Linked DNA regions of Homo sapiens: regions 2, 3 and 4 are each linked to region 1. Evidence: chromatin contacts called from ENCODE Hi-C or POLR2A ChIA-PET data. All regions are on one chromosome and are shown on one strand. The core of a region is the stretch at or near the end of the contact, and the rest is flanking DNA. Distances in the headings are between cores, read along the strand shown.

Region 1 (7,431 bases), core at 2,558-5,057:
GTGTGAGCCACCGCGCCCAGCCTTCCTAGTATTTATTACTATAAGAGTTGGTTGTTTATTTTTTATTTATAAATATTTTATGTAATGCCCATTTCCTCCCACTAGCATACAAGCTTCTTTAGGACAGAGATTTGGTTTTATCTTGTTTACAGCTGCATTTAACTGCCAAAAACACCACTTAGAAGATATGGAGCACTCAATAAATATCTGACATTATTATAAATTTTTCTTTTTTTCTGAGACAGAATCTTGCTGTCGCCCAGGCTGGAGTGCAATAGTGCGATCTTGGCTCACTGCAACCTCTGCCTCCCAGGTTCAAGCAATTCTCCTGCCTCATCCTCCCAAGTAACTGAGATTACAGGCACCCGCCACCACACCCAGCTAATTTTATTTTTTTTTTAGTAGAGATGGGGTTTTGCCAAGTTGACCAGGCTGGTCTCGAACTCCTGACCTCAGGTGATCCACCCGCCTCAGTGTCCCAAAGTACTGGGATTACAGTATTATCACTTTCTTTTTTTTTTGAGACGGAGTCTCGCTCTGTCGCCCAGGCTGGAGTGCAGTGGCGCGATCTCGGCTCACTGCAAGCTCCGCCTCCCGGGTTCACGCCATTCTCCTGCCTCAGCCTCCCGAGTAGCTGGGACTACAGGCGCCCGCCGCCACGCCTGGCTAATTTTTTTGTATTTTCAGTAGAGACGGGGTTTCACCGTGTCAGCCAGGATGGTCTCGATCTCCTGACCTCGTGATCCGCCCGCCTCAGCCTCCCAAAGTGCTGGGATTACAGGCGTGAGCCACCGCGCCCGGCCCACTTTCTTTTTTTTTGAAACCAAGTCTCACTCTGTCGCCCAGGCTGGAGTACAGTGGCGCGATCTCAGCTCACTGCAACCTCCACCTCCTGGGTTCAAGCGAATCTCCTGCCTCAGCCTCCCATGTATAGCTGGGATTACAGGTGTTATTATTATTATTATATTTTGAGATGAAATTTCACTCTTGTTGCCCAGGCTGAAGTGCAATGGCATGATCTCGGCTCACCACAACCTCCACCTCCCAGGTTCAAGTGATTCTCCTGCCTCAGCCTCCCAACTAGCTGGGATTACAGGCATGTACCATCAAGCCTGGCTAATTTTGTATTTTTAGTAGAGATGAGGTTTCTCCATGTTGGTCAGGCTGGTCTTGAACTCCCAAACTCTGGTGATTCACCCACCTTGGCCTCCCAAAGTGCTAGGATTACAGGCGTGAGCCACCGCGCCCAGTCAAGCCTGGCTAATTTTTGTATTTTTAGTAGAGACGGGGTTTCACCATGTTGGCCAGGCTGGTCTCAAATTCCTGGTCTCAAGTGATCTGCCCACCTCAGCCTCCCAAAGTGCTGGGATTATCATTTTCCTACCTAGTTAAGCTGCTTTTACACTACTCCCCAGAAGGAATCTCAATAGCTATGGTGGTCTCTTTTAAGTTCAAATCTAGATCAGTCTTGTTCAACGTCTTTCTTTCTTTTCTTTTTTTTGACAGGGTCTTGCTCTGTTACCCACTGTCACCCAGAGTCTAGGCTGGAGTGCTATGGCACGATCATAGCTCATTGCAGCCTCGAACTCCTGGGTTCAAGCAATCCTCCCTCCCAAGTCTCCTCAGCTGGCTAATTTTCTTTAACTTTTTATAGAGACGGGCTCACTTATCTTGCCCAAGCTCTCAAATTATTTTTTGTATTGCTCGTTTCATCACCTTCCTCCCTCTCAGCCTCCACACTACACACATACCACATCACCCCCATATCTACCTTAATCCACTCAGGGACCACTAAAGCCTTTCCTTCCTTTGACAATTATCTGAATGTCTAGTAGGTACTCAGCACTATTATGCCTTTTCCTATCCTTTTCTTACCTTTCCAGATACTACTACTAAATTCAACTCCTACAGCATATACTTTACAATCTGACAATCACATACAGCCTTGACTTGCATTTATTGTTCTTGTCTCCCCATATAGAGTTTAAATTTCAAAGAGACAAAGGCAACATCTTGTCCTTATTATATAATCTCCCCTGGGCCTAACATTCCCGTTCCTATCATACATTCTCGTTACTTTTTGAATCAAAGAAACTCCTTAACAACAGTACTAGTTTTTAGCTTCCTCACTTCAAGCAATTCTTAAAGGAAAAGAGGGAAACATCTCAAAACTGACATGTAGAAAAAGCAAGATATATAGGCCATAAAATTTATGAAATTTGCCGCATTCTCATCTAAGAACAAGGACACGTGAAGACAAGTGAATTAAAAAAAAACACTGATGAAAAATATACGTTATTTATGTGGTCAATAAAGCTATGAGTGATACACTGCTTTATCAAAGACATTGAAATTTCAGGTAAAGCACTTTGGAGTAAGTATGCTAACCTGAACTAGCATGAGTAGACTTGATATACAAGCACTCCTTCTCACTTGTTTAAGTCCACATCTTCAACTGGTATAGTATCTCAAACATACAAAGAATCCTATTGATCAATATATACCGACTAAATCTAGAAAAAAATAACTTGATCATACTCACCAACTATTCTTACACCCCAAAAATAGCTGAAACTTTATTTTAATGTGGAATTACTACACAAGTGAGTAAAGCTAACTTATTTTCTTTAAAAAAGTCACTTCTAACAAGAAGTGACTTTGTTAAAAAGCTAATCTCAAATGTGTCACTACGGAATTCTAATCAGTGAGGAAAGGTTAAGACTATAATCCCAAATGTTAACAACTGTATTTATGCCTGAAATGTTTCTCTACTTGTCTGCCAAATAGATACACAAGAATACCTACCTAAAGTGAATGATATTCACCTGTTAAAGCCATCTGCTTTTTCCAAAACCCATAAGTTGGAACGTTGGGTGACCTAACCTGAACATTTTAGAGCCCAGTGTTGAAGACTATTGTATTCAATTGAATTCCAGTAATTTTACTCATTACTCTGAGTTAATCTTTTCAATTATCCATTTGTTTTCCTCATTAGCAAAAAGTGAGAGAGGAAAACCTCCAATACCAAATAAGCCTCAAAAGATAAATATGCATAAATGCTGAAATTCATCTTTAGTACAAGCCAGTGAATCACACAGAAAGAGTTGACTGGCCAGGTGCAGTGGCTCACGCCTGTAATCTCAGCACTTTGGGAGGCCAAGGCGGGTGGATCACTTGAGGTCAGGAGTTCAAGATCAGCCTGGCCAACATGGTGAAATCCTGTCTCTACTAAAAATACAAAAATTAGCCAGGCATGGTGGCAGTCATCTGTAATCCCAGCTACTCGGGAGGCTAAGGCACAAGAATTACTTGAATCCCAGTGGGGTGGAGGTTGCAGTGAGCTGAGATTGCGCCATTGCACTCCAGCCTGGGTGACACAGCGAGACTCTGTCTCAAATAAAAAATTAAAATTAAAATTAAAAATTCTAAGTATCGAATACGAAGAAAGACATGAGATAGGTTTCTGAGGGAGATGGCTTGTTATAATTAGACTATTATAATTAGACTGTAGACTCTAAGCTCGCTTGGTTAATATTGTTTTTTTGTGAGACAGGATCTCACTGCCCTCACCCAGGCTGGAGTGCAGTGTCATGATCTTGGTTCACTGCAACCTCACACCACCCACCCCCGCCCCATTCTAGTGATCCTCCCACCTCAGCCTCCCAAGTAGCTAGGATTATAGGCACACACCACCATGCCTGGCTAATTTTTGAATTTTTAGTAGGGATGGGGTTTCACCATGTTGCCCAGGCTGGTCTCAAACTCCTGGGCTCAAGCGATCTGCCTGCCTCAGCCTCCCAAAGTGCTGGGATTACAAGCATGAGCCACTGCACCCAGTTGGTTAATGTTTAAACTGTACCTATCTTGTATTGTACCAGACTAAGTACTTATGTCAGCCTTCCTGTCCTACTCTTGCTTAACCACATTAAATGAGAATACAAAAACAGCTCTTTCAAGTTACAGCCTTTCATGCAAATTAGCTCTGAAAAACCCACCTTCTAAATAAAAACACAGAAATAAAACCTGTGATGTGATTAAATGGAAAGACATGAGAAAGACAAGGTCTCTCTTTTTATACATATTTCAGATCTCTTTCCATCATAAATAACTGCTTACTTTCATCTTAATACTAAAAATGCTTCTGAAAATAATTTTATTATTTCATGTTTCACAAGTAAGTTTTCTTTTGTTATAAAGAAAAAATAAAAAAATGTGTGGGCTGCTTTCTATTTTAGAAACATACCAAGTACAACAATTCAAAAAGTTTCTAGCATAAGTTACCACCCGACCAAAATCAAAACACATTAAAAAACAATTCAGTACTCTTACGGAACAAAAGCTTAAATGCAATAAAAATAGCCATTGTTTATTTTCTGGTTTTGGTAAAGAGTTTAAGCATTTTTTTTTCATTGTAATTAATGTCTGAGGTATAGAAGGAAAAGGTTTCAAGTCAACTAACACAACTACAAGTAGGGTAAAAGCTATCCATACCTTAAAAAAAACACTTGAAACACATATTCTTACAAGGCAAAGCCAAATGATAATATAGGATGATTGTGAATTACAATGCACTGAATGCACCACTATCCATCATTTCATACAGAAAAAGGTTAAAATAAACTGCAAAAGGCTATCTGTGTGCTAGTAAAAGGTTGTAACAGTGACTGAATAACCCTGGTACATCCGTTCAATGTGGTAGTATGCAGCTTCAAAAAGTTCTAATTACGAACTTTGATCTAAAAGATCATAATAATGGGCTGGACGTGGTAGCTCCCCCATCTGTAATCCCAGCACTTTGGGAGGCTGAGGCAGTAGGGTTGTTTGAGGCTAGGAGTTCGAGACCATCCTGAGCAACATAGTGAGACCTCGCCTCTACAAAAAATAAGCAAAATTAGCCAGGTGTGATGGTGTGCGCCTGTAGTCCCAGCTACTCAGGAGGCTGAGGTGAGAAGACTGCTTGAGCCCCAGAGGCCAAGGGTGCAGTGAGATGACATGGTGCCACTGCACTCCAGCCTGGGTGACAGAGCAAGAATCTAAGTTAATTAATTAATTTAATTAAAATAAAAGGTCATAATGAAGATCTCTGTATACTGCTCCGGAATGTACTGTTAAGGAAAAAAAGCAAGAAACAAAACAGTAAATTTAGTATGCTACTTCGTGGTGGGGGGAGGTGGGGAAGGGGAATACCATATATACATTGTCTTTTTTTTTTTTTTTGAGATGGAGTTTTGCCCTTGTCGGCCAGGCTGGAGTGCAATGGCGCAATCTCGCTCACTGCAACCTCCGCCTCCCAGGTTCAAGCAATTCTCCTGCCTCAGCCTTCTGAGTAGCTGGGATTACAGGAGCCTGCCACCACGCCCAACTGATTTTTTGTATTTTTAGCAGAGATGGGGTTTCACCATGTTGGCCAGGCTGGTCTTGAACTCCTGACCTCAGGTGATCTGCCCCACCTCAGCCTCCCAAAGTGCTGGGATTACAGGCGTGAGCCACTGCGCCTGGCTCATTGGCTTCTTATTTTCAAAATGGAAAAATGAAAGTTGGGGCTGGGCATGGTGGGTCACACCTGTAATCCCAGCACTTTGGGAGGCTGATGCTGGAGGATCACTTGAGCCCAAGGAGCTCAAGACTAGTCTGGGCAACATAGTGAGAGCCCATTTCTACAAAAAATTTAAAAATTAGCCAGGCGTTGGTGATGCATGCCTGTAGTCCCAGGTACTCAGCAGGATGAGGCAGGACCACTGCTTGAGCCCAGGACGTCAAGGATGCAGTGAGCTACGATCTCACCACTGCATTCCACCGTGAGCAACAGAGCAAGACCCCGTCTCAAAAAACAAAACAAAAAAACTTTATTGGGGAAAAAACCTTAACAAAAGTAGACATAAAATTCTGCTGTGTTCAAGGAGAGAAACACTAATATTCCAAATATTTAAATCCACTTTCCACCTATCTGTAATCTTTTAGGATAAGGCACTACAGTGCTAAATTTTCATTTCCTGCAAAAAATATCTTTTGTGCTCTTAAGGTAAACAGAAAAATAAGAGTATTTTTGAACATCATTTTGCAGATTAGAATTGCTATCTAGTCTACTGATCTTTTTAATTTCTGTAAGTTGCTCATTATTAAATACTAACAGTATATAACTGCATATTCATATAATAAAGCTAGTTGATCTATAAAACAAACTTTTATCAGAACTTTATCCCATTGGTTTTATATCTCAAATGTCAAGTTACATTATACCAGAACTTTTTTTTTTTATTTTGAGACGGAGTCTCGCTGTCGCCCAGGCTGGAGTGCAGTGGCGCGATCTCGGCTCACTGCAACCTCCACCTCCCGGGTTCATGCCATTCTCCTGCCTCAGCCTCCCGAGTAGCTGGGACTACAGACACCCACCACCACACCCGGCTAATTTTTTGTACTTTTAGTAGAGACGGGGTTTCACCGTGTTAGCCAGGATGGTCCCGATCTCCTGACCTCGTGATCTGCCCGCCTCGGCCTCCCAAAGTGCCGGGATTACAGGCATGAGCCACTGCGCCCGGCCACATTACACCAGAACTTAAGAAAATGCAGTTGTCCCACAGCTCTAGCTGTCAAGTTTCTAGCCACTTAATCAGAGACAAAACTTAAGTGCTATAAACAGCTCACTTGAGGAGGCCAAATCTTATGCTCTATGACAAAGAACTACTCCAAGCTGACAAAGTAAATGTATACCTCACAGAAACAACACAGGGCAAAATATCAGAAGCCAGGTGCAGTGACTCACACCTGTAATCCCAACATTTTGGGAGGCCAAGGCAGGAGGATCACTTGAGCCCAGGAGTTCAAGACCAGCCTGGGCAGCACTGTGAGACCCTGTCTCTAAAAAAAATTATAAAAATAAATAAGTCCAGCCGGGTGCAGTGGCTCATGCCTGTAATCCCAGCACTTTGGGAGACCGAGGCAGGCGAATCACGAGGTCAAGAGAGCGAGACCATCCTGGCCAACATGGTGAAACCCCGTCTCTGCTAAAAATACAAAAATTAGCTAGGCGTGGTGGTGCATGCCTATAGTCCCAGTCTCAGCCACTTGGGAAACTGAGGCAGGAGAATCGCTTGAACCAGGGAGTCAGAGGTTGCACTGAGCCGAGTTCGCACCACTGCACTCCAGCCTGGTGACAGAGCGAGACTCCGTCTCAAAATATAAAAATAAAAAATAAGTAAGTCCAGAAAAAGAAATAAGGCCAGGCACGGTGGCCCACACCTGTAATCCCAGCACTTTGGGAGGTCGAGGCGGGTGGATCACTTGAGGCCAGTAGTTCATGCCAACGTGGTTAAAACCCCATGTCTACAAAAAATACAAAAATTAGATGGGCACACACCCGTAATCCCAGCTACTCGGGAGGCTGAGGTACGAGAATCGCTTGAACCCGGGAAGCTGAGGCTGCAGTGAGCT
Region 2 (7,431 bases), core at 1-2,500, 210 kb before region 1:
CAGAGGCCCTGTCTACTCTGTTGGAGTACGGTTCTCTTCCAGAGCTGGGCCAAGGACGCCTAGGGAGCATTCACAGGGTGTCTCTCCTGGATCATCCCATTTGACAGATAAGGGGACTGGAGGTCAGAGAGACTGTACCCTTTTCATAGGATCACACAGCAGTGGCTGCACATCTTAGCTCAAGGCAATGTATAACTCCCAGCCAGGGCTAAAGCTCCTAGGCTGAGTGATTCCCAAAAGAGAAGGCCAGTGGTCACCCACAAATTCCCCAAGTCTGGCCCCTCTTCAGAGCCTTCCTGCCCTGGGGCTCATGCCATGGAATACGCCTCAACTACTTAGAGAAAAGCATCTGGGTGTGCTGGGCCAGGGGCATGTGGCAGTGAGGAGTGACATGTGGACAGAGAAGCAGGTGCTGGAGGGCTCCAGAGGGGCGTGGCTGCCTACAGCTGTGGGAATGTGGAGGGGAGACACTCCAGGAGGAGGTGGCGCCTGGGCCTGCAATGACGCGGACAGGGTCAAGGCACAAAGCACACGAGAGGCTGACTCAGCTCCAAGACTGTTGAGAGTGGCCAGTGAGGGCTGTGAAAATAGGCATGACCATGTGCAAGGCTGGGAAGGCCACAGTCCACCAGGACAGCAGTGAGAACTGAACAGCCCCAAAGGCCTCCATGAAGAGAGAGGAGCCACAAGGGGCCAGAATCTCCCGGCAGGAGCTGCGGCTAGCTACTATGTTTTTATGTTCTTCCTGCCTCAGTCTTTTCAGGCAGGGGTGGCTGAACCAAGAACTCACTGGGGTCCTCTCTGGCTCAGGGGCTCATCAAATCCTAGCCCCACACACACAGAAGCAGGCTCCCAGGAAAATGTGTCCCTGGTAACTCCACAGGGCGGCAGGGCGAGAGGTCCTGGGGGCTGCAGGGTCTAAGAAAGGCAAGGCAGAGGCAGTGGGACAGACCCCTAGCCCCAGGGGATGCAGGAGTGGCCCCTCAGATGCTGGCCAGGTGAGACTAGGCCGCAGGTCCTCCTCCTTCCCCAGTACCTCTTTCGGTTCTTGACCAGTGGTCCCTCAGAAAAGTCCTGGGCCTCTAAGGCAGGAAACAATTTCCCAACAGGCCTCCCACAGTCTGCCATCTCCCAAGCCCTCTGTCTGGACCAGGTAAAAGTGCTGCTGACTTCCTCAGGCCCTGCAAAAGCAAGCTTTCCCAGAGGCAGGGGTGTCTGTGGCTACACAGCTAGCAAGCGGCAGTGCTTTGGACTCAGGGGCTTTCAGATGCTATTCACTCTCCTATTTAAGGGCTCCACCTGCTTCCTGCCCCCAGCTTACTTACCATCTCCTTCCTTCCTGCCAGGGCCCCTGAGCCTGGAGCCTTGGGGCTGGGCTGAACCACTGCGGGCGATGGGGCAGTACCAGCATAGCCTGTGTGGAGGAAGCCCACCTGCACTCCCAGAAGGCCCAGAGATACCCCACCCCGTCCCCCATCCTTGAACACCTGCCTCGGGCCTGGAGGTACATGTCAGGTCACAGAGGTACAGGGAGACAAAGTGGGGCATGACTGGGTGCAAAGGCTTTCGTTCACAACAGGGTGGGGAGAAATGAGGAAGAGAAACTGGGTGTGGGAAGAAAACTGCAGGGATTAGTAAGAAAAAAAACTGTCGCTTTCAGAAACGGTCTCCAGGGTTCTGTGAGAAATCAGAAGGAGAGAGGAGAGGCCACAGGGAACTGTACCCAGAACTCACAGCAGCAACACGCACCCATGCCTCCAGACCCACCCACTGCCCGAGGCTTCAGAAGGCCAACTGGAGGAGTGAACCAGAAGCAAGAGGCGGGAGCAGAGCCTTGCGCCCACTGTGCCCTGCCACCCCCAGAGCGGAGCACTGGCCAAGCAGCCAAGAACATCTAGATCCCGACCACCATGGGAAGGTCTCATTCTGGGCCTCAGTTTCCACATTTAGAAACATTACGGCTGTGCTGGGTGCATCCAGCTCTATCAAGCTGGGTCCACGCCCTCCCCAGACTCACTCTTGGAGGGTTAATCTGATGTGCAGCCACTGTTGTGTGATCGCGTGAAAATGGTGCAGTCTCTGACCTCCAGTCCCCTTAGCGTGGAGAGCTAAGAGACTTCCCCTCCCTAATGCCCACTTAACTGCCCACCCCCGGAATTCCACCACTACCAAAGGACAGGAGTCTCTGGGAGAGGTCAAGGAGCATGGGGGGGTTCAGCTTGGGGACCTGGCCTTTCCAACACAGGCCCAAGATTTAACCTCCCTTATAAAAGCAGGTGGATCACTTTAGGTCAGGAGTTTGAGCCCAGCCTGGCCAACAGGGCGAAACCCGGTCTCTACTAAAAATACAAAAATTAGGTGGGTATGGTGCCACATGCCTGTAATCTCAGCTATTCAGGAGGCTGAAGCAGGAGAATCGCTTGAACTGAGGAGGCAGAGGTTGCAGTGAGCTGAGATCGCACCACTGCACTCCAGCCTAGGCTGCAGACTGTCTCAAAAAAAAAAAATGTATATATATGTATTTTAAATGGCTTTAGAGAAGTACCAAGACAGCAAGGATTTCAGGGGCTGCAATCATGGAGATAAGGGAAGTACAACAAAGTGAGCCTGACATCACGTCCCTCTTTCCCCTTAAAGCATGTCTATTTACATGCAGCAGCTGAAAAGCTGAGAGACTGAGCAGAGCTTCCCATTAGGTTGATGCAAAAATAACTGTGGTTTTTGCCATTGAACATAGTGGCAGAAACCACAATTACTTTTGCACCAACCTCATATAATCTCATGGGCCTGGAGAGAAAAAAAAAAGTGTGTTTAAGCAGAAACTAAAACAGACTACTGACTTCTCAACTGCAACTATGGAAACCATAAGACCATGAAATGGTATCTCAGAAGTGTGGACAAAATAAATGTCACACAAAATTCTAAATCTAGTTAAGAAGCCTTCAAGAGAAAGACTTTTTCAGACAAAGAAAGGTTAGGAGAATCAGTTATCAGTGAATCCGTTATTCAAGAAATACTAAAAGGAATACTTTAGGCTAGAGGAAAATGATCTCAGACGGAAACATGGAATTGCAGGGAAAAAATAAAATGCCTCAGAAAGGGTAAATACAATGGCTTGTGTCTGTAATCCCAGCTACTTCGGAGGCTAAGGCAAGAGGATTGCTTGAGCCAGGCGTTCAAGGCTGCAGAGAGCTATGATCACACTCTGCACTCCAGCCTAGGTGACAAAGCAAGACCCTGTCTCAAAAAAAAAGCAGGGGGAAAAGAGAATTTAAATGAATATTGACTGTATAAAAGAGTAATAACAACTTATAGTATTTAAAATATAGCAACAATAGTGTAAAAGGCAGAGTGGCAAATAGCCTTAAAGTGTTCTAAGGTCCTAAGCACTGTAGAGGAAATGGTAAAAATACTACTATTTTCTATTAGACTTTGATAAGTTAAGGATGTATGTTGTTATGCCTGTGGAAATCACTAAAAGAAAGGGAAAACAGCATACAATTAACAAGTTAACAGAGGAAGAAAGTGGAATAATTAAAAACAAAAAAATCCAAAAGGAGACAAGAATGGAGATAAAAAAGGAAAGTCAAGAAACAAATAGTAGGACAACAGGTTCACACACAAAGCAGGTCCAGGCTGCTATCCTAGGAGCTCCCATAGCCTTACAGTGTCCGGGGCCACCACAGCTCTTGGAGACTGGGCAGGGTGTGACGAGATGGTGCCAGCCAGAGCAGTAGGGCAGGCCAACACCTAACACCTTGTCAGCTGGCCAGGAAATACTGAAGCAGCCTGCACTCACCAGCAGTCACTGGCATCTGGAAGCCACCTTTCTGAGGACAACTGGAGCCAAACAATGGTTCTGCCACCCCCATTTTAGAATGAGGAAGTTGCTAAGGGGAGAAGGTACTAGCTCTAGCTAAAAGAAAAGAAATAAAAACAACAAAAATGTTGACAGTGGTTATCTCTAGGACTGACTTTTTTTCAAGAGATGGGGGTCTTGGCTGGGCATGGTGGCTCACACCTGTAATTCCAACACTTTGGGAGGCCGAGGCGGGTGGATCACCTGAGGTCAGGAGTTCAAGAACAGTCTGGCCAACCAACATGGTGAAACCCCATCTCTACTAAAAAAACAAAAATTAGCCAGATGTGGTGGCGGGTGCCTGTAATCCCAGCTACTCAGGAGGCTGAGGCAGGAGAATCACTTGAACCTGGGAGGCAGAGGTTGCAGTGAGCCGAGATGGTGCCACTGCACTCCAGCCTGGGCGAGAACAGCAAGACCCCATCTCAAAAAAAAAAAAAAAAAAAAAAAAAAGAGATGGGGGTCTCCCTATGTTGCTCAGGCTGGACTTGATCTCCTGGGCTTAAGCAATCCTCCTGTCTCAGCCTCCTGAATAGCTGGGACTACAGGCATGAGCCACCATGTCCAGCTCTGAGTGATTTTTACTTGCTTCTCTGATTTTCTGTAGTTTCCGGAATTTCTAATCAGTATTCTTCCTACACAGAAACAACCAACGAAGTACTCAAAAACATAAAGAGGAAACAGGCAGAGGGGCCATAAGGCAGCAGAAGACTGTGGCAGGGTTCTGAGTCAGGCAGCACCAGCACCTCAGCTCTGCTGGTGGCCAGTCTCTGTGGCTTAGGGCCAGGCTGTCCCCTAGCCAAAGGGAAGCAGAGACCAAGCCATGCTTTTTTGGGGCTTTCTGCCCCCAGAGTCTATGGGAAGGAGGGCAGCCCAGAAAGCCCAATGGCTTCTAAGACACTATCCTTTGCACCAAATGCCCTAGGCCACCCAAAGTCCACCCTATACCGGCAGCCAGTGTCTGGGTGGAGCTTTGCTGTCTCTCCACAGGAGCAGACACATCAGCCACCTCAGTGCCTCCACTGGCCCTCCCTCTGACTCAGGGACCCCAGTGTCCCCAAAACAAGTCTAAGCTTCTTCACGTGGTCCTGGCCCCACAGCCTGCTCACCCCCTCAGCTACACACTTCCCCGTCCATCACGCTTAAAGAGCCAGCTCCAGGAGGTGGCCCTGTGGGCCCCTCCCAGTGTCCCTACTCACCCTGAGGCACAGTAACCGCCCTTCTCCTGGGCCCCCTTTGCCCCACTTGCCTCTCTACCCTCTCCACAGCAGGCCCCACTCCATGCACGTGGCCCTGTGTCGGCTGCATGTCTGTCTTTCACAGCCTGCCCTAAATGCACCAGGCAGCTCCAGGAGGGGCTCAGCATACATTGCCTCAAGCTGGATAAAGGAATTCAGAAGGCACTCAAGAAAGAGCTTTATGGGTAGCCTGGGGCTCTCTGAGCCTTTCAATGACTTGAGAAGACATTTGGAAGCAAAGAAGTTGTGCCCAGCAGAGAGGGCAGGAATGTGGCTGGGCCGGGGCAGCCAACCCCTAAGCAACTTCTTTGTGGCAAAGCAACAGGGAATGCCAAGTTTGCATTCCATAGAGTTTCCTTCTAAAATGGGTAGCTGACCTTTTCTATTTACTTTACTCTGCTTCAGGCCAGCTGCAGGAGCCCGGGACATGGGCTGGCCAGGGAGGTTCAGGGGAAATCACCCCTAGGGTGCTTTTTCACATGTGCCAATGAGAGGAAGCAGGTGGAGAAAGTTGATGTTCTCTGTCAAGTATAGAACCAGAGTAGAGTTCTAGAATGGCGAAATGAAAGGAAGCTTTGAGATTATGAATCTGATCCAACCCCATCACTGGCAAACTGGCCTCAAAGCCTACACTGCTCATGGGGGTTTCATGGCCCCTGGTCCACTTCACTCACTCATGCTACCAGGCTTATCCTTTGGGGCGCTAGCCTCCCTTCTCATCCCTTATATCTTGAGGCTACTCCACATTCACCTGCTGCCCTGGGCCCCTGGAGGGAGGCAGAGAGGATAAGGACAGGACAGTCCCACATGGCCTGTTCCCTGAGAACAAGGTCCTCCACCTGGCCACCCTGGTCCCTCCTGGCCATACAGGCCCCATCAAGGGCCAGAGAGAGAACTGCTGTGAGGCACTCCTCCTAGTAACAGACCACAGGGAAGGCCACGCCCAGGATGCGCCTGCAGGCCTTGCAGAGGCCACCACTGACCAGAGAGACTGGCAACTTTGATCAAAGAACACTTTCATTTTTAATATTCAGAGTACAGAGACACTGGAGCTCTGCCAGGAAAACACACTCATGACACTCAGACATGCCCCTAATAATCCTCTGTTTGCTTTAGGCTCTGCACATAGAGACCTACCCCTTGTCCCCAATATAAATAACAAGGCTTCAGTTGCTGCTGCCAGAGGCCAGACTCGACAGAAGCATGAAAATGAGGGGAGAGGCAACTACCCCAAATGAGGTACACAACTGCTCTAGAGGCTGATCTGGTCTTTCTTTCAAGGGCCATTAAAATGTTCAAACTCCCTGACCCGGTAACCCTGCTCTGGGGAAATTATTCCATAGAAATAGTAACAAGACAGGAGCAAGCAAAACAAAGCATTCTATATACGCACGATCCTGGCAGCATAATTCATAATAGCTACAACACCTCTGGGATCTCTTCTGGCAGAGTGCCCTAGAGTGGCCTAAAGTACCACCAGGCTATGAGGGCAAAGGACAATTTAGTACAGGGATGTTTTTGTTTGGTGGTTGATATTTTTCTTTAGAACACTCAATGGCTGGCTTTGCAGCAAATGAGACTTTTAAAGAGCCCAGTGGCTTCCCCACTCGTGGGCAGAGGAGACTGTCCTCCAGCTGTCACCCAGCAAGGCAACTGTGGCCCCAGCCTGAAGAACGGGTACAGTGTAAGGCAATAAAACCTCCCTTCCCTTCTCTTATCCAGCCCACCCCAAGCCTCCTGTCCTTCTGGCCACACAAAGAGGACAAGGTCTATTGGAGCACATGACACAAGAAGTGACCATGGGCAGGACAGGGCCACATCACAGCCTCAGGGGGTGGACAGGCCTCCAAGCAAGTCCTGGCAAATGCGTCCTCAGCGGGTTTCAGAAAAAGGAGTGGGAGCGCCTTTGTGCCCCCACCTGAAACCACAGGCCAGAAAGCATGAGATAATGCACCCTCCCCAGTAGGGGCAGCCTCCACACATGGCCTCTCAGAGGCCACCTCTCGAGACCACCCTTCCACAGAGGAAGAGGGTGTCACTGACATTTTCTCAATGTGGAAAACAGTCCAGAAAGACTATCCAAGGTGCCAGAGTTGAAGGAAGAGCCGGAGGCAGAATCCACACCCTGCTCTCTGGCCTAGGGGTGGACCCCACACCAGCTTCCTGCATCTGGCTCCTCAGGGACCAGCAACTGCAGTAGAGAAGCTACCTGACACAGTGACTGGGGCCTGGCCAGGGCTGCAGGTGGCTGTGCCAGGGCTCTGAGTGCTCAAGTGTTCCTCAAAGGAAAAACTCCTGCAGCCTACCCCACAGTGGAGTTCAGCCTACAGCATT
Region 3 (7,431 bases), core at 2,990-5,489, 210 kb after region 1:
TCCTGCCCAAAGTAAGTTCAGTTATAGACCAAGTGTAAATTTGCAAACAGTTGTATTCTTTTGGATAATTTGTTTGAAATTGTATTTATTCTGTAAAAAAGGCTCAACAGCCATTTACTAGTCATTCCATAGTCAGTCAGTGCTGCAGTGGAGAGCCCTGGAGATTACAGGAGACCCAGCTCTCATACAGGTTCTGTCACTACCTAGCATTGCATCCTTGGGCACATCCTTTTTGTTTCCTTAGATGCAAACAGAAAGGGTTAGGTGAGGTGACCTCTCCCTGTCCCCATACACCAAAGAGCAGGCCTGCAGCAGAGGGAATACTGGGAGAGCTCCTTGTCCCCATACCTCCCACAGGAGTTTGACATCATGGGGGGCTGCTGTGCCCTGCACGGTCACTCCATGGACTGAGCTTTGCCTCTGACTGTCCTGTACCTGTGCCTCTCTCCCCACTGCAGGTGGAACACTACAACCACCACACAGCCACCTGGCACCCTGCAGCTGGCATGCTCAACAAGCGCTGCCGGCACGGAGCCGCCTCCCTGGGGAGCAAGATGTTTGTCTGCGGGGGCTACGATGGCTCTGGCTTCCTCAGCATTGCCGAGATGTACAGCTCTGTGGCAGACCAGTGGTGCCTGATTGTCCCCATGCACACGCGCAGGAGCCGGGTCTCCCTGGTGGCCAGCTGTGGGCGCCTCTACGCTGTTGGGGGCTACGACGGACAGTCAAACCTAAGCTCAGTGGAGATGTATGACCCAGAGACAGACTGCTGGACATTCATGGCCCCCATGGCGTGCCATGAGGGAGGGGTCGGTGTGGGCTGCATCCCTCTCCTCACCATCTAAGGCAGAGGATGGGATGTGGTGGGGCAGGGATCTGGTACAGACATAGGCGCTTCCTTCCAGGAACAGTCCCTCAGGAGAGGCAGTGGACCAGAAGAGATGGCGAAACGTGAGCTCGCCGGAGGTACAGTTTTTCCAGGTGCTTAAGCCCTCCCCCACTGTGCCACCCTTGTGACCTTCAGGCTTGGGTCATCAAGATGCACAGCATGGAACACAAGCTCCTCTGGATCCTGCAGCTGGTGACATGGAACTGTTTTCTGGTCCACATGAACACAGGCTCCATCCAGGCCCAGCTCCTACCCACCGCCTCTCTGTGGGCCAGCTGTTCACAGAAGGCCTTCCATCTGATGCTCCCCATCGCCTGCTTGCTCTCCAGCCGAGTCTGGCCAATTTGCCATGGGGAGGCTGCAGTGTCCAAGCCTGCTGGAAACTGGGATGTAGCTGGGGACGAAAGGACAGACCCAAGCGTTCTCCCTGCCTGAGATGGTGTGGCCACAGCAGTGGAAGGCTGCACACAGGCACATTCCTTCTTCCACAGTGGGGCACCAAGGATTCTGTCCTCATTGCTGGGTAAGCAGGGAGAAGAGAAGTTTTCCCCATGTCTAATTTTGGGATTTCAGTGAGGCCTTTTGATCTGTCCAGGAGAACAGAAGGGAAAAAAAGATACTTGAAAGAAACTGAAGGAAATTTAAACAAAGAAACACTTGAAAGAAACTGGAAAGAAAAATAATTTTTTTATGTGAACAAATTTTGCAAGAAGAAAAAAGCATAAAAGACACTAACGGCAAATCTATGTTTAAATGGAAAATCGTCTAACTGGAGAAGGGCGGTATCCACCCCACATTCGGATCCCAGGGTCCTGAGGCCTCGCATTGAGCTGGGGGTTCCCTCTGAGCCCCAGTGTGTGTGGAATCAGTGCACTCTTGACTGGGCCTGTAGTAAGGTGCTCATGGGGTTTGTCTTCTCACCCACCATCAGAGGACTTTTAAAATCATAGGCGTAGAGAGTTAGGCTATCTGCTGAATTACTGCCACTCTTCTTGGTGGGGGCTCCTAGCTGTGGCTGGGGGCTCCAGGCGCCCCTGTGATTACCTCCTACTGCCACCATGGCGCTCATTCAGATTCCCCACTCTCACTAACATTGCTTCCTTTTTTGACCAGCAGGAAACAGCAGGTCTGGCCAGATTCTCACTTGCCCATCAATCTCGTTCTTGGATGATTTCCCTCATTGTGATGCTTCTGGGGCACGTTGACCATATGCACCTCTAGAACCTAACCAGGGCTTCCTTCTACCAGCTGTGGGCGGGCTTGGTCTGGTAACCTTGTCTGCTCTGCCATTCCACTGCTCCTCCATCCACTCGCCAATCCCAAGAGTCTGGCCTCCCTCCAGCCCTGGGCAGACTGACCAGCAAGGTGGACCTTTACATTCAAGCACAGCTGGCTTTTATGACATAAAGAACTAAAGGCCGAAAGAATCTCTTGCTGCTGCAAAGAACAGATTTTATATTTCTTCCTCTAATCTTGGCAAATGACCTTTACCTTTTGGAAAGATTTCATATTGCTTCCTCCTCCCTGGATAGGACCTAATGTAGCACAGCGGGACTCAAAGAGGAGGACATTTTCTCTTGCCAGTGCACTGGGCAGTGGGGCTGTCCTTCAACTGCTGCTGCCAAAATTGGTTTTCTAAAATTCTTCCAGTAGAGACTAAAAGAAGATTCAATTCCTGTAACCCAAGACTGAGTCTTAGGGCTCCAGTCTCCACCTGCTTGGTTTCCTATCCTTTGCTGCCTGCCTGGGGTGGCCTGGAAGCCTGTTCAGAAAGGCACAATGTGGAGCCTGGGGTGTCTCCCCCACCCCAGGACCGTCAGGTTTACCAGTGTGTGCAATCGCCATGTATTCAGAGGGAAGTACCTTTGTTACCTACAACTTAGGAGCTAGGCCTCTGCTACAAGCACTTGAAAATGATATTTTTATTTTTAACGTCTCAACAATCTGATATCGGATGTCGTTTAACCTGGGCTCGTGGTAGGGCTCCAGCATTTCTCCCTCCTTCCTGGTTTGCCTGTAGGGGTAGACTCGGAAGGTGGGTGGGGTGTGCATTTCCTGTTAGGAGTGTATCAGTGCTTGTCTTATTATAAGCCCCTTTCTTTTGTGAATTTGAAGTAGCACCAACAAGCCTGGATTGTGAAGGTATTAAGAATCGGTCTGTGGGCTACTGAGTGGGTCCTTAGGATACTGGCCCAGATTTTGCCACTGGGTATGGCAGATCATTTTCTACCATGGCCTGCTGCTCTTGTAGTGGACTTCCTGAGTCCAATCCCACCTCCTGGTGTAGAATTTACACTGCTGCACCTGAGGTCGATGTTTCAAAGTAAGATCAAGCCAGTGTTTTGATCTGGGCTCTGAGCACAAGTCAGGAAACACCAACATATTCACACTCTCCCAGTAGGTTCCTCAGTCCGATGGTGAATGGCTATTCGTAAATGGCTGGTCTGGCTCTTTGGTGTTGGAGCCTTTCCAATAGCCCCATGAAAAGAAGCATCACCCAAGGATATTGTAAAAAGGATGTAACAAGGAGATAGGGTAGACATTGTACTCAGTGGGCCTTGGGGCCTAGCCCAGCTCTGAGCAGAGGACTGTGGCATTCACTGTCCTTGAGTGTTTCACCTTCTTGGATAACACACGGGCCTTCTCTTCTGGATTTCATCAGAGATTACAGCCAGATGGGGGCTGAAGACCATCCTCTTGACCACAGAGGTGTGACTGTGGGAATTCCTCCCAATTTATGGTTTCCCAGAAAATCTTAGTTCCTTTTATTTATAGAATGCATGTCTTTTGTGTTAAGAAACCAAAGAGAAATAAAGAGAACACTCCTAATAGCTCTTGTCCTTTCTTGGTTTATTTCTCAGATATTAGAAGTACATGTTTGTTTTTTAATTGTGATTCACTGAAAAAAATATATTGGACAAAATGGGAATATTTCTGTGAATATAAGGGAAAAGCCAGATGTACAGCAAAAGTAGTCTTTGGAGAGATTTATTTTATGAGAGTCACTTCTGGTGAAAAATATGCAAAGACTTCATTTGCACTTTGGGACTGCATATTGGTGCCTGTCCTGATCGCCCCTACTCTCGGATTTCCCCTTTTCTCCATTCACTGCCCTAAAACTCCAGAGTTTCCCAGTGGAATGTGGCTGCCTGTTGACTGCCTGGAATCAGCATCTCCAGCTCCTTTTTTATGCTCTAGGCGAGAGGTGCTTTAACTTTGGTGCACATAAAAGTCACTGGAAAATGTTTAAACCACAGATCCGTTCCTAAGTCCCTCTCTAGAGACAGGTTCCCTAGGGCTGGGGTGCAGCTCAGCATTCTGGCGTGAGCAAGTTTCCTTGGTGATTTGCATGCTCTTCAGTGTGAGAACTATACTCCCATCTTCAGTTTCACTTCCCCAAATACAGCCGCATTCCAGATCTGCTCTTCCAAGATTACACTGTGGTTAGTGTGGTTTTGCCTGTTGGGAAACTCTTCAGTCACACTTTTCCAAAAGTCAGCTTGTGATCAATCTTGTCCATTGGACTCCTGGATGGCAACTTAATTTTTTTAAGTTTTTGGAAGGCATATCACTCCCACACACACCCCACCAGGACATGTCTTACATATAAACACTCTTATCAGTTGAATCTCACATGGTCCTCAGTAATCCCCACGGAGCAGGTAACATTTTAGCATAAGGAAACTGCCTCAGAATGGCCAAGTAATTGACCTGACTCCAGCTAACCAGTGGCATTGTGAGAAATTGAGACCAGATCTCCACACTCACAGTCCAGTCTGCCTAAGGACAGCAGTGTCTTCCACCTGTGAAGGGAGCAGCATTCCTCCCAACAGTCATAGACCTTGGAAAAGCAGACTGGGCAGCAAGGGGAAGAGTGAAGAAGCAGGTGCCTTCATGCTGAAAGAGATAGCCAGACTATCTGGGAACTCTGCCCTCTGGGAGAAAGGCCTGTTGCTTGTAAAGTAGTAGCAGCCCTTTCCATGTAATCTATGCCCCCTTGACCAGAGCCAAAGAGCCCCATAGGTGAAGAGTGGACTGCTAAGTCAAACTGGATTCATCTGCTTGACTTTCCATTTCTTTTTTCTTTCTTTCTTTGTTTTTGTTATTTGGACTCCTTTCCCCCTCATGACCAACAGCAGAGCCCACTCCATTTCACCCCAAAGTCCAGCACTGCTGCTTTTTATTGCTACTCACAATAACCTAACAGTACACAACATTGCTTACTGCAGCCTTGAACTCCTGGGCTCAAGCGATCCTCCCACCTCAGCCTCCTGAGTTGCTGAGACAGCAGGTATGCACCATCATGCCTGGCTATTTTTTTTATTTTTTGTAGAGAATCGGTCTCACTATGTTGCCTAGGCTGGTCTTGAATGCCTAGCTTCAAGCAATCCTCCCGCCTTGGCCTCCCTAAGTGTTGAGATTACAGGTGTGAGCCACCACGCCCAGCTTAGTTCTGCAGTTCATAAAACCTAAACTTCATAGCATGACATAGAATGTCACTGAGATACTGACACTTCCTCTCAGCTGCCCAGCAGCGGTCTTCAGGATCTCAGTTTAGATGTTACCTTCATGAAAACATCTCTGGTCAGCGTGGCACTCCTCCTCCATCTGCTGTGCTGGCCCTTGGCCATATTCTACCATGCAGTGACCTGTTTACCTGTTTTACCTGCTACGTGGTGAGCTCTGTGAGACTCTCCATTACTGTAGACACAACAATGGACATGAAGAAGAGGCTGAACAATAGCTTCTTGAAGAATTTAGGGACAATCAGGTATATCCACATTCAAATGTCACCTAATCATGCTTCCCTTGTCTTCCTCCTTTTTACGTCACTGATTTTTTAATAGTTTCATTGAGTCATAGTTTACATACCTTAAAGTTCATTCATTTTAAGTGTCCAACTCAATGACTTTTAGTAAATGTACAGAGCTGTGCAACCATTATCACCATCTTGTTTTAAAATATTTTCATCACTCAGTTAATCCCTTTTGCAGTTCCCCTTTTCACCTGCATCATCAGGCAACCACTATTTTATTTTGTCTCTATAGATTTTCCTATTCTGGACATTTCACATAAGTGGAATCATATAATATGTGGCCTTCTGTGTCTGGCTTCCTACTTTAGAATAATTTAGTTCATTCATATTGTAGAATGTACCAATAGTTCCTTTTATTGTTTTTAAGTTGTATTCCACTTATACCATATTTTGTTCATTCACCGATTGATAAATGTTTAGATTGTTTCCAATTTGGGGCTATTATGAATAATACGGCTATGAACATTCATTTATAAGTCTTTGTTAGACATATATTTTCATTCCTCTTGGGTAGATCCTAGGAGTGAAACTGCTGGGATCATATAGTAGGTTTAGGTTTAACTTTTTAAGAAATTGCCAAGCTTTTCCAAAGTGGCTGTCCCTCTTTACATTTCCACCAGCAATGTATAATGAATGGTTCAGGTTCCTCCACATTCTTGTCGGCACTTGGACTTTTCTGTTTTGTTGTAGCCATTCTAGTGGATGCAAAGTGGCATCTCATTATGGTTCATTTGCATTTCTCTGACAACTAATGATTTTGAGCATCTTCATGCGATTGTTAACCATTTGTATATCTTTAGTGAAATATCTATTCAATTATTGCCCATTTTTAAATTGGTTCACATGTCTTATTAATGAATTGTAAGAAAGTTTTACATATTCTGGATACAAATCCTTTATTTATCAAATATATTATTTGCAAATGTTTTATCCCAGTCTTAGCTTGTCTTTATTTTCATTTTCTTTCTTTCTCTCTCTCTCTTTTTTTTTTTTTTTTTTTTTTTTTTTTTTTTTGAGACAGTCTTACTCTGTCGCCAGGCTGGAGTGCAGTGGTGTGGTCTTGGCTCACTGCAACCTCCACCTCCCAGGTTCAAGCAATTCTCCTGCCTCAGCCTCCTGAGTAGTGGGACTACACGTGCCCGCCACCACGCCTGGCTAATTTTTGTATTTTTAGTAAAGACGGGGTTTCACCATGTTGGACAGGATGGTCTTGATCTCCTGACCTCGTGATCTGCCCTCCTCGGCCTCCCGAAGTGCTGGGATTACAGGCGTGAGCCACCACGCCCAGCCCTTTCTCTTTTTTTTTTTTTTACTCACCACTATACTAACAAGGGCTCTTTTCATTTTCTTAGTGGTGGTGGTTGAATTGTAAAAGTTTTTTACTTTGATGAAGTTTAGTTTATCAGTTGTTTCTTTTATGGATCATGCCTTTGGTGTCGTATCTTAAGAACTTTTTGAAGTCTTCTTGTTTTATTCTTACATGTAGGTATGTGATCCACTTTGTGTTCATTTTTGGGCATGGTGTAAGGGAAGAGTCTAAATTCATCTTTTCATGGACCGATTTCCATTTGTCCAAGCACCATTTGTTGTAGAGTATCTTTTCCCCATTGAATTGCTTTGATACCTTTGTCTAAATCAATTGGGCATAAATATAAGGGTTTATTTCTAAACTCTTAGTTCTGTTCCATTGATCTGTGCCTGTCCATGATTGTGTGTTATTGATGAC
Region 4 (7,431 bases), core at 2,225-4,724, 190 kb before region 1:
CAAATCCTGAAATATCTACTCTGATAACCCCCAAGAAAACACACCATCTGGCCAGTCCTAAAGGCCAGGCCAAAGGCCACCTCCTCAAAGCAGCCTTCTAAGATTCCCAGGCAAAAGAATCCTCTGGGCCTACCCAGTGCATATCAGGGTCTGACCGTAGGCCCAGGGCACAGGCCTGTGGCCATTCCTATTCACATGTAGGCTTTACTACCCCTTCCCTTCAAGAACCTCTCAGCACGGGGCATCTCCTAGAGCACCTCAAGGCCTAGCCCAGAGCCTGGGCTAGACAACCTTCAGAAATGCTACCAATTTAACTGCTACCCTCTCCACCAACTCCAGAAGAGTAAACCTCAGGAACGCTGATGGCTGGAGGGCAGGAGAGTCATGGTCTGGGCTGGGGCCCTCCCCATAGCCTATCTGCCTATTAATGGAGGTACTCCCCCATTTCTCACCCCTGCCCACATCTCCACACCTAGACCTTGCACCCCTGCCCTCACCTCCTCCCAGAGCCTTCAGCAGGAAGAAGCCTTTGAGGCAGGATTTCAGGGGGTCTCAAATACAGCCCTGCTCAGGACAGAGTCTGACTGACCTGTTTCCTAATGTTTGAAATCCTTTTTATCAGGGACAAAACTGTTACAAATAAAATTAGAGCTGTGCAAAGTTGGTATTGTTTCTTCCTTAAATGTTCAACAAGACTTCAGTGAAGCAATCTTGGCCTGAAGTTTTATTTGGGAAAATATTTGTTATAGGACTGTATAGATTTTCTATTTCTTCTCCAGCCAGTGTTATTAATTTATGTCTTTCAAGATGTCTGTTTCACCTAAGTTATTGAATTTACTGGCACAAAGTGACTTATATTGTTCTCTTAATAGCCTAATGTCTGTAAGATCTGTAGTGATGTTCACTGATATTGATAATTTGTGTCATTTTTCTTTATCAGACCAGCTAGAGGTTTATCAATTTTGGGACGTGCCTCCATCTCATCTCCTCAGACTCGGTGTTTCAACAATGGCTTTGCTCCTCAGTCACCTCTCTCTGGAAGGATCCCTCAATGGATGAGTACACCTGCCTCTGGATGGCACATGAAGCGTGGGGGCAGAATCAATCCACATTGCTGTCTGAATGTAGTACCACTGCTAGAAGCAGGTCAATCAACAACCAGGCCTACAGGAGGAGGGAGGAAGAAGAGAGGCTGCTCTATGTCCTCCTCTTGCCCCTTCCCACCCACAGTAAGATGAAGATCTCTTTCCTTGCACCCCTCAGTCTCCTTTGTGGGCCAGGTCTACCTTGGGCACAAAGATAAAGTAAGAACCCTATCGTCAAGAATCTCAAGTCTACTCAAAGGATCAGACTTAGAAAATGTAACTCTGTGCCATGAGTAGTAAGGAAAGCTTTACTAAATATCTTGTACACTTAGGGAATTAGCAAGGGATAGGTGTTGTCGGGGAAGGAAGTAATGCTTAAACTCAATTCTAAATGTCCACTGGGGGATTATGAGGCAGCTAAAGAAGGCAGAGCATTCCTGGGAGTGGTAACTGCCTACAAAGACATGAGAGCGGAGCAAGAGCACTGTCACAGCCTGCAGAGCAGGCCCACATGGCTGGCCCAGCCTCACCTGATGCTGTCAGGGGCAGGGCTCACAGGGCATTCCTCCAGCACCGTGGGAGGGCTGAGCCCAGCATGAGGGCCGACACCCTGAACGGGCACTGTGGTAGCCTACAAGATGTGTCATGGGAGGAACGGGGAAGACCAGAAGTCAGGTGAGATCCTCCACTCCCAGCCTGGACCTGCCCCAGCCTGCTGCTGTCTGTGTGTCTGTGTTTGGGAGGGGGGTTAAAGTTAAAATGAGGGCTGGGAACTGTCACTGGGGGCGGGTGTGCCGAAGCAGGAGGACTTGAGTTCAGGGGATGAGGAATAAGCCCCTCCCTCTCCCTAAGACTTCCCAAGGACTCAAACTTTTAGGAGCTGCTGACTAGAGCTCTCCCTTCCAGAAGGAAATAAGAGAAGCAGGAAAGGGTTAAGAGAGAGACATTCAACTTCTCATCTAGGGTCTTCCCACCCTTCTTTAGCTTCCTGAAGAAGCTAGAGACTCACCAGGAACTCATGGGTACAGAAACACTTTCCAATCCCCAGGTGATATGCCCCATTAGCTCTGAGTACGCCTGCTATAATGTCCATGGGAAACTGCCCTCTGTTCAAAAGTTAAAGAGAAAATAAGACCTCGAAATCCTAGCCCCCTAAGAAGAGGCCAAACTGGCCCCACTTTGAGCCTTTCCAGTTCTGATTTGGGCCCAGGGTGGGGAAAAAAGCAAAAGAGATGGGCACATAGTGCCTGAAGGTGACAGGAAGAGACAGACAATGCTGGGGCAAACTTGGCAGGCTCCCCAGTGTCACCTTGTGCCCATCCTCAGGGCCACTGCAGCCCCATGCCGGGGTGGAGGGACTTCCTGTCGGGTGCTGCCGTGGTGGGAGCTGTGTTCCAAGGGCACTTAGCGGGTAGGGCAGTCACCCGGAGTCTGACTCACCCTGAAGATGGAGTGATAAGAAGTGAGCTGAACACCACCATGCCTGGGACCAGAAACTGCACAGATCTCTACTGCCCAGAGACTGGCAGGGGGAAAGGGGGAGAGACTCTGCTTCTCCTGGGCAGGCTGAGATCTCGTCAGGCTGCAGAGCTCCTCACTCTGGGTCCCCTGCACTCAATGTGCTGCTAGGATGACTTGGTCCGAGTATCCACTCTATCTGCTGACCAGACCAAGAGTTCCTAGAGGGCAGACGTTTGTTGTACCAGTTTGCACCCACAGGCCTGACACCAACTACAGCAGGCACAGCACTGTGGTAGAGGAGTGCACAGGAGCGGGGAAATCCCAGCTCCATTTCATCTTGGCTGTGTGACCTTGGGCAAGTTATATGACCTGTCTGGCCTCAGTTTCCTCATCTACAAAAATGAGGATAATCATACTGACATCATATCACCATTACAAGGAAATGATGAAGGAGAAAAGCCTGCAGCTTAGGGAGCCTGAAGAACAGGGAGAATCAGGCCAGGGCAGGAAGGAAAGGGCTGCAGAAAAGCCAGCGGGGCACAGGCCCAGAACGGTGTGCCTCTGCAGAGGTCATGGGAAGCTCCCATGCCCATCATCCTTATCAGATGTTCTCAGCAATCCTGTAAGCAGACAGGGCAGTGTTGTAATACCTGCTTCACCAAGACATTAGGAGATGACGTCAGATGATCTGTGCAGTGTAGACAGATCTGATTCCCCATTCAGTGCTTCACCAAGAGTCAGCAGGAACAGGTGGTGACTACCATCCAAGAGGCTGGGATTAGCTAAGAGCCACTGCTCTCCTGTGGGTTCATGTGTTCCCTAAAGGCTTCTGAGCAGAGCAAGAACAAAGCGCTGAGCGGGAGGCTGGGAGAACAGCGAGGCTAGAGATAAGGACTGGAGATAAGGACGGGAACTAGGTCAACAGCGGTGGACTAGAACAAGGAGGTGCCTCAACGCTGTGGGGAGACAGGGAGGAGCAGAAACAACTGAGGTTCTGCTGGTGACTCACTGGGGGAAGGAAGGCGCCTTTGACAAAAAGGTGGTGGCACTTAGGGGACAAAGAGAAAGGGTGTGGCAGCCTTCAGGCATTCTAACGGTGAGGCTTGACACCCAAGGCCTGACGAAGGTTGGTGCCAAGGGATAGCACCTGTCAAGGTGCCCTCAGCGGTGGAAAGGAGGGCCCGCTCCACTCAGAAGAGAGGCACGCTGGGCCCCACCATCCATATGGCACCTCAAGGGCCAGGCCACGGCATGCCTAGTGCAGCTCCTCGCCAGGCCCGTCACACGGCCCTGCCCAGATATCCTCCATGTGTCTGTCAGGAGTGTGGGGAGCCAGCCCAAGTCAACTCTGATCCTATTCTTGCTGCAAGTGCTCAAGGGAGGCACTACAGAGCTCCTCCAGCAGACTTTATCAGTCGACAAATACTGACTGGCTCCCCTGTGGTACTCCATGCTGTACTCAGATACTCCATGCTGGGTACTGAGGAGGAAGAGGAACGAGTAGGCACCTAGTGCCCACAGAGCAGGGCAGGGGTTCTTATCCTCGGTGCACAGATTCCAGAGGTCAATGACCAGACAGAAACACAGGCGAGTGTGAGAAGGTGAATCTTAGTGGATGAGAAATCTGGAGCTCTTCAGATTCTCAAGGGGGTGGTGACCCACAGGGGAAAAGGGAAGGTGTCAACAGCCAGGGAAGGCAGTGTTTTTTTGGGTGGCATTAAGAGGTGTCTACAGAGGCTTTCCAAAGGAAGTGTCACCTTAAAGGATGAGTGACAGTGGGGACAGAGGGACGGAGGGGGAAGAGAGCAGAGGGAACAACCAGAACCATTAGTATGCAAAAGGCCCCTCCCACTGCCCTGAGACTTCACCCACACTGGCCCCAGCAGGAAATAACCTCTTGAAAGGTCACACAGAGGGCAGGGCAAAGACCAGTCTCTTCCCCTTCCTTCATATGCAGCCAGACTGGACGAGTTCCTCTGGGAAGTCTGGCCTGGCTCCAAACTCCCTCCAGGGTCCTCCCTGTAGGGGCACTGTGGTATGCAGGAAGCCCAGCCTGCAGCCCTGGACTGGGCAGGTGGTGGGAACATCAGGACACACTGCTTACCAGTGGTGGGACCTCCCTGAGGCTCTGTCTCCTCCCCTGTCAAAGTGGGGCTGGCACTACTTTAACAGGGGCATGTGAGGATTATACAAGGCAACTTGGGTCCACCATGTGGTACAGGGTCCCGCATGACCCTGCACCATGAAAAACTGCCTGCTGGCCGGGCACAGTGGCTCACGCCTGTAATCCCAGCACTTTGGGAGGCCAAGGCAGGTGGATCATAAGGTCAGGAGTTCGAGACCAGCCTGGCCAATATGGTGAAAACCTATCTTTACTAAAACTACAAAAATTAGCCGGGCATGGTGGCGGGCGCCTGTAGTCCCAGCTACTCGGGAGGCTGAGGCAGGAGAACTGCTCGAACCCAGAGGTAGTGGTTGCAGTGAGCCAAGATTGCGCTACCACACTCCAGCCTGGGTGACAGAGTGAGACTCCATCTCAAAAAAAAAAAAAAAAGAAAAGAAAAAAAAACTGCCTGCTGACATCTTGCAGTGTCCCAAGTCCTGCTGTCCCTCAGCGATGGGCCTAATTCGAACCCTGGTTCTTGCTGCATCCCTCTTAGGGAACCTGATGCTCCTTCTGTTCTCACCCACCCCTTGCCCTGACACAAAAACCAAGAAAGCACTTAACAAGAACCCAGGACCCAGCACCCAGGGCCCAGATCCATGCTGGGAAACAGAAGGCCTATTAGTATTAGACCAACCAGAAGAGAAATTGATCTACATTTGCATTTTTTTGAGATAGGGTCTCGCTCTGTTGTCCAGCTGTCCAGGCTGGAATGCATGGTGCAATCATAGCTTACCACAGCCTGAAATTCCTAGGCTCAAGTAAACCTCCCACCTCAGCCTCCTGCATAGGAGTAGCTAGGACTACAGGGGCATGCCACCATGCACAGCTTTTTTTTTTTTTTTGGGGTAGAGACAGGGTCTAACTATATTGCCAAGGTTGGTTTCGAGCTCCTGGGCTCAAGTAATCCTCCTGCCTTGGCCTCCCAAAGTGCTGGATTATAGGCATGAGCCACATGCCCAGCCCATTTTTTAAAATGTAACAACATTCATGTGAATGGAGCACATTATCCTTTTCTGAAAGTGCTACATTTTTTTGGCTAAGTCTCTGTATATGCTAAACTTAATTTTTAAAAGTGAGGCTCAAATGGAAATAACCTGTGTCCATAAATGGATGAATGAGTAAGAAAATTTAGTATATACACACAATGAAATACTATTCAGGCTTCAAAAAAAAAAGAGGAAATCCTGTCATTTGCAACAACATGGACAAATCTGGGGAACATTATGCTAAGCGAAATAAGCCAGGCTCAGAAAGACAAATACTGCATGATCTCACTTATATGTGGAATCTAAAACAGTAGAACTGGCCAGCCACAGTGGCTCACACCTGTAATCCCAGCATTTCGGGAGGCCGAGGCGGGTCCCAACTACCCAGGAGGCTGAGGTGGGAGGATCAAACAAGGCCACGAGGTCAAGGCTGCAGTGAGCTGTAACTGAACTACTGCACTCCAGCCTTGGCAACAGAGTGAGACTCGTATCTCAAAAAAATTAAAAATTAAAATAAAAAAATAAAAAGTAGAACTCACCGAAACAGAGACTAGATGGGTGGTTACAGAGGCTGGAGTTGCAGGAGAGGTGGAGAAAGTGAAGATGTTGGGCAAAGGACACAAAGTTCCAGTTAGGCAGGAGGAGTGTGTTTAAGGGAGCTACTGCACAGCATGGTGATCGGTTAATAATAATGTATATTCAAAATTGCTGAGCCTAGATTTTAAAGTCTCACCACAAAAAATGTTAAATCAGCTTGATTTAATCTTTCTACAACGTATATTGTAGAAACATCACGTTGTACACCATAAATATACAGCTATTATTTATCAATTAACAATTTTTAAAAAATCATTTTAGGGCTGGGCACGGTGGCTCAGGCCTGTAATCCCAGCACTTTGGGAAGCCGAGGCGGGTGGATCACGAGGTCAGGAGATCAAGACCATCCTGGCTAACACAGTGAAACCCCGTCCCTACTAAAAATACAGAAAATTAGCCGGGCGTGGTGGCGGGCACCTGCAGTCCCAGCTACTCGGGAGGCTGAGGCAGGAGAATGGCGTGAACTAGGGAGGCGGAGCTTGCAGTGAGCCAAGATTGTGCCACTGCACTCCAGCCTGGGCGACAGAACGAGACTCCGTCTCAAAAAAAAAAAAAAAAAAAATATATATATATATATATATATATACTTAATGAGGATCAAATTAACAATGATCTATCTGCTATCTGATTCCTTTAGGATTGTCAAGAGGCCCCAGGCTACAAGAACAGGCACCACCCATCTGTGAAGTTTCCCCACAGAATCCTTAATTCTGACCCCACCACAAAACTCGGTGGGTGGGTTTCAGCACATTCTCCTGTGTGGGCCAAAGGTCATGACCACTTTTAGCACAAAGGTGTTCTTCCCATGCCTTCTAATGATAACCATCCCAGACATATGATTCTACCTTTATTTCCCCACATGAGATTTTGTTTGACATCTGTCTTCCTTCCTAGACTGGAAGCTCTCAGAGGCCTCTCCATCACTGCTCACAGCACCTGGCACTAAGAGCAGCTGGACCAATAGTAAAGGAACCACCTGGGGAGGCAGAAGGCACATGCTAACTTCCCATGTTACAGGAACTTCTGTTGTGTGAGCCTTCCAACAGCACCCACGTATTCGGTTATCACTAGCCTTGTTGCACAGATGCAAGAACTGAGGCTGGACCAGGTCTGTGCATGTCATACCTAATACTCT

Evidence for each region. Hi-C counts contacts between places; a loop is a spot of excess contacts on that map. ChIA-PET counts read pairs that join two places held with the same protein, here RNA polymerase II (POLR2A). Pooled maps may share reads with other maps.
Region 2: a map with no recorded cell type shows a loop between it and region 1 (5-fold over the local background). The contact joins two enhancer-like sites. A Hi-C loop is called at or near these places in 2 of 37 single-sample maps with no recorded cell type and 4 of 50 pooled maps. POLR2A ChIA-PET finds 5 or more read pairs at or near these places in 2 of 52 experiments (GM10248 and OCI-LY7).
Region 3: a loop to region 1 is called in a map with no recorded cell type, with 7 times the contacts of the local background. The contact joins two enhancer-like sites. A Hi-C loop is called at or near these places in 1 of 37 single-sample maps with no recorded cell type and 2 of 50 pooled maps. POLR2A ChIA-PET finds 5 or more read pairs at or near these places in 3 of 52 experiments (WTC11 and activated T-cell).
Region 4: a loop to region 1 is called in a pooled map, with 4 times the contacts of the local background. The contact joins two enhancer-like sites. A Hi-C loop is called at or near these places in 1 of 37 single-sample maps with no recorded cell type and 3 of 50 pooled maps. POLR2A ChIA-PET finds 5 or more read pairs at or near these places in 3 of 52 experiments (GM12878, OCI-LY7 and activated T-cell).

The regions. Positions count from the first base shown.
Region 1 is chr3:47,137,469-47,144,899 of GRCh38, forward strand. The region is part of intron 1 of SETD2 (SET domain containing 2, histone lysine methyltransferase); the gene reads right to left. Among named protein-coding and RNA genes, the nearest start is that of SETD2, 23 kb to the right of the region's middle. RefSeq lists a silencer at 4,806-4,905. Within about 2 kb of position 3,808, at least 4 of the 41 ENCODE cell types and tissues checked have a DNase peak (open chromatin) inside an H3K27ac peak, as active enhancers do; they include OCI-LY7, where a contact is called at or near this core.
Region 2 is chr3:46,925,746-46,933,176 of GRCh38, forward strand. All of the region lies in intron 2 of CCDC12 (coiled-coil domain containing 12), which reads right to left. Among named protein-coding and RNA genes, the nearest start is that of CCDC12, 47 kb to the right of the region's middle. RefSeq lists enhancers at 1,481-1,860, 4,860-5,375, 4,882-4,931, 5,376-5,891, 6,082-6,191. Within about 2 kb of position 1,251, at least 22 of the 41 ENCODE cell types and tissues checked have a DNase peak (open chromatin) inside an H3K27ac peak, as active enhancers do; they include OCI-LY7, where a contact is called at or near this core.
Region 3 is chr3:47,343,097-47,350,527 of GRCh38, forward strand. KLHL18 (kelch like family member 18) reads left to right here. Exons shown (of 10, transcript NM_025010.5): 10 at 459-3,720. The coding sequence ends at 845. Among named protein-coding and RNA genes, the nearest start is that of PTPN23, 34 kb to the right of the region's middle. Within about 2 kb of position 4,240, at least 4 of the 41 ENCODE cell types and tissues checked have a DNase peak (open chromatin) inside an H3K27ac peak, as active enhancers do.
Region 4 is chr3:46,944,942-46,952,372 of GRCh38, forward strand. The region is part of intron 1 of CCDC12 (coiled-coil domain containing 12); the gene reads right to left. Among named protein-coding and RNA genes, the nearest start is that of CCDC12, 28 kb to the right of the region's middle. RefSeq lists a silencer at 3,298-3,592. Within about 2 kb of position 3,475, at least 32 of the 41 ENCODE cell types and tissues checked have a DNase peak (open chromatin) inside an H3K27ac peak, as active enhancers do.